2 separate regions of the Mus musculus genome follow, and region 1 is linked to region 2. A link is a contact called in ENCODE Hi-C or POLR2A ChIA-PET data. All regions are on one chromosome and are shown on one strand. Each heading gives the region's core, a stretch centred on a gene start or an enhancer-like site at or near the end of the contact. The rest is flanking DNA. Distances are from core to core; before and after follow the strand shown.

Region 1 (4,436 bases), core at 38-2,537, 460 kb before region 2:
ACCTCTGACGTCAACAAATAGCTCTAAATGCAGACTAGGAAGACAGCACCAAGTTGCCCTGTTTTCTCCCAAACAGAGGCCTCCGACGTGCACTAGTTGGGTCCCAAGGGACCGGACCGCTAGCCTCTAGCGGATTACCGCCAAGACGTGAGGATGCCCTCCCGCTGGAAGCCAATCCCTAGCGGCCTCCACAGCCCGCCGCGCGTCCGCCCCGCCTGCGCAAGCATGCGCAGGAGCGCTTCCGGCAGGGGACAAAATGGAGGCCCTCTAGGCTGCGGGCGGGGGGGAAGAGGAAAAAAAAACGCCGAGGGTAGGCAGGCGCCGCCATCTTAGGGAAACGGACGGCTTTGCTCGAGAACCCGCTCACCTCCGAGTCGGAGATCTTCTCCTCCGTGCGCGGTCCCGGTCCGCCGGGAGGGGGCCCCTGGTGGTGCTGCTGGTGGTAGGGCGCATGATGCTGCCGGCCCCCACGGGGCTCGCCGCCACCTCGGTGTGGTGGCTTCGGGTGGCCACCAGGAGCGCCCATGCCCGGGCCACCTCCAGGCTTAGGCCCACCGGGCATCTTGCCGCCTTTTGGACCGCCAGGGCCTGGCCCCGGCTTAGGCCCCGGCCCGGCGCCCCCGGCGGGCGGTGGCGGAGGGCCGCCGGTCTGTGGAGGGGTGGTCGAGACTCCGCTGCTCGGCGTCGATGGGGGAGGCGGTCCGGGGGCGGTGGAGGGGACGGCGGGCGGCGGAGTCGGGGTTGGACCAGGGCCCGGAGGGGCGCCGGTGGTCGGGGGGTTGGCGGGCGGAGCCGAGACCGCCGGCGGAGGCGCACTGCTCACCCCCGGCGCCGAGCCGGGGCCTTGGGGGACGACGGGCTTGGATTCCTGCGGCGGAGGCGGGGGCTGTTGATGGGGCGGCTGGTGCGGCGGCGGCTGCTGGTGCGGCGGCGGCTGCTGCGGCGGAGGCTGCTGCGGCGGCGGCTGCTGCTGCTGCTGGTGAGGAGGTGGAGGCGGGAGCGGCGGCTTCGGGCCGCCAGGGCCCGGGCCCATGGGGCCGCGGTTCTGGTTGAGGCCCATGCCCGGCGGCGGAGAGCGGAAGTCGTGAAGGCCGCCGCGGCCGCCACCTCCTCCACGCCGGTGAAAGCCTCCACCGCCGCCACCGCGACTCCGGAACCGATCCCGAGACATAGCTGTAGTCAAGGGGCGGTCGAGGCAGAAGCGGAGAAGTCGCTCAGGGAACGTGGTTGCCACCTTGCTGAGCACAAAATGGCGGACGACACAAGCTGCGCGCCGCCTTTGTCCTCTTCTTAAATAGGACAGTTCGGCCTGGCCCGCCTTCCCTAGATTGACAGCTCGGACAGCCAATAGCAAGTACAGTACTTGATGATGAAACCTAAGTTTTTCCAATTGGCTCCCTAGTGAGAGGCGGGAGGTAGGGAGGGCTGGGATTTCCATTTGACCAATAAACGGATAAGAAAGTGTCTATACGCCTTTGTGATTTGTTGGAAGAAATTTGAATGGGCATGCCCTGCAACTTTCGCGTGAAATTAAATATCCAGGGCCCTATCAGCTCCTGATAGCGCTGAAAGGCTATTTTCTTTCCTCTTATGAGTAGTCCGCTATTCTTGGCTAACATCTTCGCTGGGTTCAAGGTTATAAATTGAACTTGTGCTGTCTCTTATTCCTACGCCAATGAAGTTAGAGTCAATTTCACAGAGTTTAATCTCAACGGTTTTACTTTTATTGAAACCCTATCAAAGGCTAGCAGATTGGCAAACACGTGAGCCCAAAATTTGGGAGGAGGAGGCACTAGTAATCAGGACTGCAAGTTTATCTTTACATTATCAATTACATTGAGTTCAAAACCAGCTTGGGCTACATGAAACGTAATAAAATAAAAATAATAAAATAAAATAGAAGCCCCGGTTGTTTTGGCATATGCCTTTAATCCTAGCACTCTGGAAGCAGAAAGGACTCCAAGTTCAAAGCCAGCCTGGGCTGCATAGTAAATTCCAGGACAGCCAGGACTGCACAAAGAAACCCTGCCTCCAAAAAAATTAATGAATAAATAAAAGTAAAGATTTAAGAAAAAGGAAGCCGGGTGTGAGTTCCAGGACAGCCAGGGCTATACAGAGAAACCCTGTCTTGAAAAACCAAAAAAAAAAAAAAAAAAAAAAAAAAAAGGGAAAAAAAAAAACATTATTTCATAGCAACACGTTTGTTGTAATACTATAAAATTTGCCATTAGGTTTGAGTGAATGCAGTCTTTGTCCAAGAGGGAAAAGTATGGAGAGAGCTGAGGACACAGCCTTTGGGGTTCTGGCTTGTGTGACATGCAGAAGACTCACTTTATTCTCCAGCAGAAGGGTAAATGAGGTAGATGTGACTCCATGTGTGTGTACAGTAACAATTTACAAGCACAAATCATGGGAGAGGAAATTGTTTTTGATTTTGTTCAAGACGGGGTTACTCTGCATAGCCCTGGCTGTCCTAGAACTACTTCTGTAGACCAGACTGGCCTCAAACTCAGCCCTCCACCTGCCTCTGCCTCCCAGGTGCTGGGACTAAAAGCATGCATCCACCAGGTCAGCCGAGATTTCCTTTTTATTCCCTCCCTTTAAAGCTTCATGAACATTGGGTTTTAACCGGGATGGGGCTGGTGCATGCCTTTGATCCCATCAGGCATGTGGTAGAAGCAGTCATATCTCTTGAGTTCTAGGCCAGCCTGGTCTACACAGTGAGTTTCAGGCCAGCAAGAAAGATACATAGTGAAACACTGTTGAAAAAAAAAAATGTTTATGCATGGCTGAGGCCATAACTCAGTCATAAAGGGCTTGAGGCCCTAGATTCAACTCTCAGCCCACAACACTAATGTTTTGTTGTTGTTTTCTTTTGTTTTATGATATTTAGGTATCAATAAGTACTGGTATGAAAACAAGCAGCTGGCAGCATCTCTTTTCCTTCAGATTTCCCAACCCCAATAGTGTTGAGCCAGGAGGATGGTTGGTTCATCACATACAGGTCCGGCTACCAGCTTGACAGTTTGAGTTCAGTCACTCAGACCCACAAGGTGAAAGGAGAGAACCAACTCCTGAAAACTAAGTTGACCTTGGGGTCCACACATGTCCACAGATGCATGTGCCCACAAACTACAACCCCCATTCTTCCCTCAGACCTTGAAAACCAAGGGAGGCAACTGTCTACCATGCAGACACAACCCTTCACCCGCAGCTTCCTGATACCTATACCCTTTAATGCCCCTCCTAGTTATTGTGTCTCCTTATTTTTATTTTTATCTCTGTATAACCCTGGCTGTGCTGGAGCTCACTATGTAGAACAAGCTGCCCTTGAACTCACAGAGATCTACCTGCCTCTGCCTCCTAAGTGCTGAAATGAAAGGTGTAAGCTACACACTTAGCTTTGAAGTCTTGGTTTTGTTTTGTTTTGTTTTGTTTTGTTTTTTAAATAAAGATTTATTTATTTATTTTATGTGAGTACACTGTTGCTGTCTTCACACACAGCAGAAGAGGGCATCAGATCCCATTACAAATGGTTGTGAGCCATCATGTGGTTGCTGGGAATTGAACTCAGGACCTCTGGAAGAACACTCAGTGCTCCTAACCTCTGAGCCATCTCTCCAGCCCACTTCGAAGTCTTATATTCAGGAATTTGTTTCATCTGTCTTAGATATTATTATTGCCTACAAAATAAGAACTTTGTTCTCTCCTCTACACTAACCTGATAAAAATAACTCCAAAAATTCTGTCTCAGAGAGCCTGAGGATGTGCATTAAATACTACTTTGTCTTGTTTTACTTTCTACAGTTTGGGGAGGGGCCATGTACACACATCTCACACACACACACACAAAAACAAGTGGCAGTCTAAGGTCACCCAAGTGTTATCCCCTAAGACAAAAGCTGTTTAGTCGAAGAAATCTAATCAGTATACCATAGGAAGTTTGTAATACATTTAAGAAGAAGAATAAGTAAATAAATAAATAAAATTATTTATTAGGTTTGAAACGTGTAGCGAATTTCTGTGCTTGAGAGATGTATAGGATAATTTTCACCTTGAAGCATTCTAAACGCAGGTGATCTTACCATTAAACACTGTAATTACAATACATGGAAGTTATAATTGTCCTTTGGATTTAACAGTAACTTGAAGGAATAATCTAGGATATCACTTAATGCCTTTAATTCTAACATCCAGAAATGTATGGAGAATGACTGCAGGTTCAAGGCCAGGCTGAGCTACATAGTTCTAGACCAGTCAGGGCTATATAACAAGACTTCTTCTAAAAACATATGTCTCGGTGGTATATGCCACCATACCCATCATAAGGATTTTTTTTAAAATCTTTATTCAATCTTTATTTGGGGCTGGAAATATGGCTCACCTAACATTTGTGGTTCAGTCCCCAGCACTGTATAAAAACCAGCATGATAATA
Region 2 (4,856 bases), core at 1,557-4,056:
GCCAGTAAGAACTCATTGAAGCAAAGCATATCTAAAAATATATTTAAAAGAAATTTCTGTGGCAAAACCTCTCTTGCTAAGAAATGTAATTATATACATTTATACATTTATAATGTGTAGAGTTGTTCTAATCATCCTGGCAGGTGTTAGAAATCCTGTTCTATAGTGAATGCATTTAGCCAGGCAATGAAGTAACTATTAGACATTTTATCTATTTTTAACTAAAAAAAAATAAAAAATAAAAAAATAACATATTACTTATTCCTGTTATATAACAGGAATGGATGTTCTTTAAAAATATATGTAAGCACTGCTATTTTTTTATTTATTATAAAGAAAATAAATAATAAAGTTGGGGCACTAACAATTTAATTCGATAAGTCAAGAAAATAATGAGATTAACTGAAATCACTCACAACCCAGGACCCCACATTCTATTCCTAAAATTAACATAACATATATTACAAACCTCTTTCACTCAAGGGCTCGAGTGTTTCAAAGCTGCCCTGTCCACTGTCTACAGGACTGTCTGCTGCTTCTTGTGAAAGAAGTTTTAGATCGTTGACTTCCAGGTTAACCTAGAGAATGAGAATAAACCTAGCATTAACAAGGAGGAGACAGAGCTGAGTATATATGGGGACACACAGTGTGGGGACATCAGCTGCAACTGGGAAGAACCAAAACGGGACAGTGTAACACACAGATGACATTTAAAGTCACAGACCAAAACCAAAACCAAACACACACAAACCGAGACTAATTGCTACAGGATACTAACTGAACAGCTCCATTTACTTTTATTAAACACATCGATTGCACAAATCAGATTCGCTTGGTTTTTCGGGTTTTTTCAATTGAAAAGAAGATGTATTAATTTTATAAGTGTTTCATCTGCATATATGTCTGTGCACCATATTCATGAAGTGCCTGTAGAGGTCAAAATGTTCATGAGACACCCTAGAGCCGTAGTTACAGTCATGATGTGGACACTGGGAATTGAACTAGGATTCTCTGCAAGAACAGCAAGGGCTCTTAACCACTGAGCCATCTCTCCAGTCCCTTTTAAATTTTTTTTTAAAAAGATTTACTTTGTTTATGTGTAGGAGTATTTTCCCTGTATGTATGTAAGGGCACTGAGTGCAAACCTGATACTCATGAAAGTCAGAAGAGGACACTGGATTCTCTGGAACTGGAATTACAGATGGTTGTGGGTGACAGGAACCAAATCCAGGTCCTCTGGAGGAGCAGCAAGTGCTCTTACCAGATGAGCCACCACTCTAGCCCCCCTTTTCATTATTTTGCATGTGTGTGTAGGCACATTTAGAGAGGGAGTGGTGTGCTATAGAGCACCGAAGGAAGACAGAGGACAACTTGCAAAAATCTAATCTCTTCTACTAGGTGAGTCCTGGGGATAGAAGTCACGCTGTCAGGCTTCAAAACAAATGTCTTTATTTATGAGCCATCCTTCAGATCCCACTGTGATAGTCACACACACACACACACACACTCACTCATGTCATAATTGTGCTCACATACCATTCTTCTAACTTTGCCTCCCTGTCTTTGTCTCCTACTTTTATGTTTGTTTTCTTTCTTTCTTTCTTTCTTTCTTTCTCTCTTTCTAGTAAGAGTCAGCAAAAGTGTGGCTTATGAAGTCAGCCACCTTTTGAAAATAATGTTATTTAAATTAAGGCTTTTTAAAAAAATCCTAGTGAGGCAAAAAGACAGGTTGGTGCACAACGAGATCTTGATTAAAGTCTGTTATTTTGTTCAATATCTAATCGTGAAAACTTCATGTCAAAATAAGGCTTTCATAGCCAGGCGTGGGGGCGCACGCCTTTAATCCCAGCACTCGGCAGAGGCAGGAGGATTTCTGAGTTCGAGACCAGCCTGGTCTACAGAGTGAGTTCCAGGGCGGCCAGGGCTACACAGAGAAACCCTGTCTCAAAAAAAAAAAAAAAAAAAAAACAACAACAACAACAACAACAACAAAAAGGCTTTCCTTTGGTGATTAGGTTTTTCTGGTACCCCCATTAAATCTGTTCTTAAGGCAACTATTTGGCCCTAGTCCTGGCTCCAGAAAAGAACACAGATCACGGAAAAGGTTTTCTATGGCCAAATTCCACTAGTGAGTCACCAGCTACTGGAAGGACGCTGTGAGCCAGGCCACTGTAGGCAAAGACTGTGGGCCCACGCGCGACACCCTTACAAGTTCCTTCCAGAACCAGAGTTCCAACTGCTTATACCCCTCACCCTGTGCTTACAGAGACTCCCACCCCACAACTTCCAGGCCAGGCTGGCCAAGGCCTTTTTTTTTTTTTTTTTTTTTTTTTTTTTTGTGGGGATGCTGTAAAGGGAGCTTGCGCGGCAGGAAACGCGCCAAAGAGCAAGGCGGGCTGCAGTGACAAGCTGAGGACCCGGCTGGGCGGACAACAGCGCGCGCCGCCGAACCAGAAGCTGTGGGGACTGAGCGCGGGAAGCCAGATGGAGACCCTCCAGAGGCCCCCAGACTCAGTCCAGTGGTCTCGGAGCGGTGCACGCCGGGAATTGTAGTCCTCCCGGCTCGGCGCTCTGGCCCTGCTGGGTTGACTGTCCCACTCGGCCCTCAGCGAAAGGCCTCCACAGCCCGGACCAGAGCCTAAACTCACCTCAGAACCCACCTCGCCGGTCATGATTCCGGCCTCCCTTCCGCACAGCTCCAGGAGAACGTGTCTGCAGTAACCTCAACTTGACGGCGACAGCTCCCGCCGTCTCCAGCTCGGCAGCGAAGTTCGAGCTTTCGCGCCCAGACGCGGTACAACGCTCAACCTTGAGGGTTTGCACCAATCCGAGGGAGGGTTTCCCTCCGAGGCCCCACCCCTATCGCCCTGCCAATCAGGAGGCGCCTCCTGCCTGCCCGGCAAATGTAATTTGCGTTGGTTTGGCGGGTTGCGGCTGCTCTTGTCAAACAGATCTAGGAGTGGCTTTGGGGTGTCTGGGGGTTCTCGGGGAGCGAAGAGATCCCGCGCTATGGCTTAGAAAGAAGGTATCTTGCGAATGATGTTCTTGGACTTTTGACCTATGTCTTCGTTCGATGGGTCGTACCGTATGCAATTAGAGGAGAGAAATTTCAATGCAGGAAGTGAACTGGGAAGAAGTTCCCAGGATTCTGGGAGTGTCCCACACCTGAATTTTTTGCTGAGGGAACCTTAGACCCCAGTGGAGGCTTTCTCCATCAGTTCATCCCTGGAGCAATCCTAACCTGCAGAGTTAATGTTTTTACCTCTTCGGGTCGATTCTCTGTCCTTTCTTCCCCATGTTCTATAGGCAGGCAAGAATGTCCTTTCTGGACTGTATTGTCCCAGCTGACTTGTCTTTTGTCTTCTGAATGGTCAAGCCAGTGTTAAAACTCCTTACAAAGTTATTATAAAGAGACCAGCTGGCACAGGGAAAGAAAGATCTGAGTATTTATTATCCTCCATCCCACCCAAACCCCCCTCCTCTCTAACTCCCCCCACCCCCCTTCACCTATTCTGGTATGGTGACCAACTCTGTCCAGTTTGCTTAGGACTTTCCCAGGTTTAGCACGGAAAACCTCACATCCCTAGAATCTCCTCAGAGGATACGAGGGATGACAGTCACCTCTGACACTGGTCTCCCCTTTATCTGAATACACATTCAGATAAAAAACAACTCCATTTCTCCACATCTCCGCCCACTTCTACACCCCTAAGGGTCTTGAGCTGGGGATGCAGCTCAGTAGTAGAGCTCTTGCTTAGTTAGTTTGCATGAGGCCCTCCCTGGTATAATCTCCAGGCTTCCAAAAAATACAAAAAAGAGTCCCATCCTCATATTTTACCCCCTTTTTAAAAAAAAAAAGGCTATTTTACTATGACCGTATACATCAATGATTCACAAATATGCATCTATCTGTAGCACTTCCTCCAGCATTTGGAGGACTGACTTTTATTGGCCATACAGTTTGTGACAAACAATGGGCAGAATTTTATAATCATCATTCTCTTAATCTTTGGAGGAAGCGTGTAAGGGAAGTAATGTGATCGTCTCGCGTCCACTGTCACCTGCTCTTTATGATTTCCAGGCTCACCGAGAGCATCCTCCAAAATCTCCCTTCTCCTGTTCTGTTGCCCCAAATTACACTTCTGTCTAAAGAATTATTTCTGAGGGCTGGAACGACAGTTCAGAGGTTAAGATCACTGGTTGCTTTTCCAGAGGACCCTGGTTCAACTCCTATCACCAACATGGCAGCTCAAAACTATTCATAACTCCAGTTCCAGGAGCCCTGATACCCTTTTCTGGTCTCCATGGGCAACAGGCATGGATGTGGAGCACAGACATACATTCAAGCAAAATACCCATAAACACCAAAATGAATAAAAATGACTTTCATCTGTTAGCCTGTACTTCTAAAATTAGGCACTTTGGATCTTGACATAGCACACAGAATCAGTATACACAAATCAGTTCTAGGCCAGCAAGATGGATCAGCAGGTGAAGGTGCTTACAGCAGAGGCCTCAACCACCCTAGAGCCTAGGCGAGTTCTGTCCCTAGAACCCACAGTGGACGGGAAGGAGAGACTCCTCAAAGTTATCCTCTGATCTCCACACATATGTCGTATGCAGCACTAGCATATGTCTCTCTCTCTCTCTCTCTCTCTCTCTCTCACATACACACACACACACACACACACATAAATAAATAAATAAATAAATAAATAAATATGCCGAGATTACAAGTACATGAGAAAAATGGAACTTAACACATTCGTGCCATTCTCAAGTGTTCTGTTATTATTTGTTCCACGGAAATGAACAAAATCGAGCTAAAGAGTAAGAAAAGCTTGAAGAGATGCCTA

What was found. A loop is a pair of places that touch in the nucleus more often than their neighbours do. ChIA-PET counts read pairs that join two places held with the same protein, here RNA polymerase II (POLR2A).
Region 1: a map of heart shows a loop between it and region 2 (3-fold over the local background). The contact joins the promoter of Sfpq here to the promoter of Clspn in region 2. A Hi-C loop is called at or near these places in 3 of 37 maps with a recorded cell type or tissue (heart and left cerebral cortex). POLR2A ChIA-PET finds 5 or more read pairs at or near these places in 1 of 5 experiments (embryonic stem cell).

Annotation. Positions count from the first base shown.
Region 1 is chr4:127,018,152-127,022,587 of GRCm38, reverse strand. It overlaps Sfpq (splicing factor proline/glutamine rich (polypyrimidine tract binding protein associated)), which reads right to left and starts at 1,287. Exons shown (of 10, transcript NM_023603.3): 1 at 368-1,287. The coding sequence starts at 1,171.
Region 2 is chr4:126,554,930-126,559,785 of GRCm38, reverse strand. Clspn (claspin) reads right to left here and starts at 2,806. Exons shown (of 26, transcript NM_175554.4): 1 at 2,649-2,806; 2 at 470-578. The coding sequence starts at 2,672.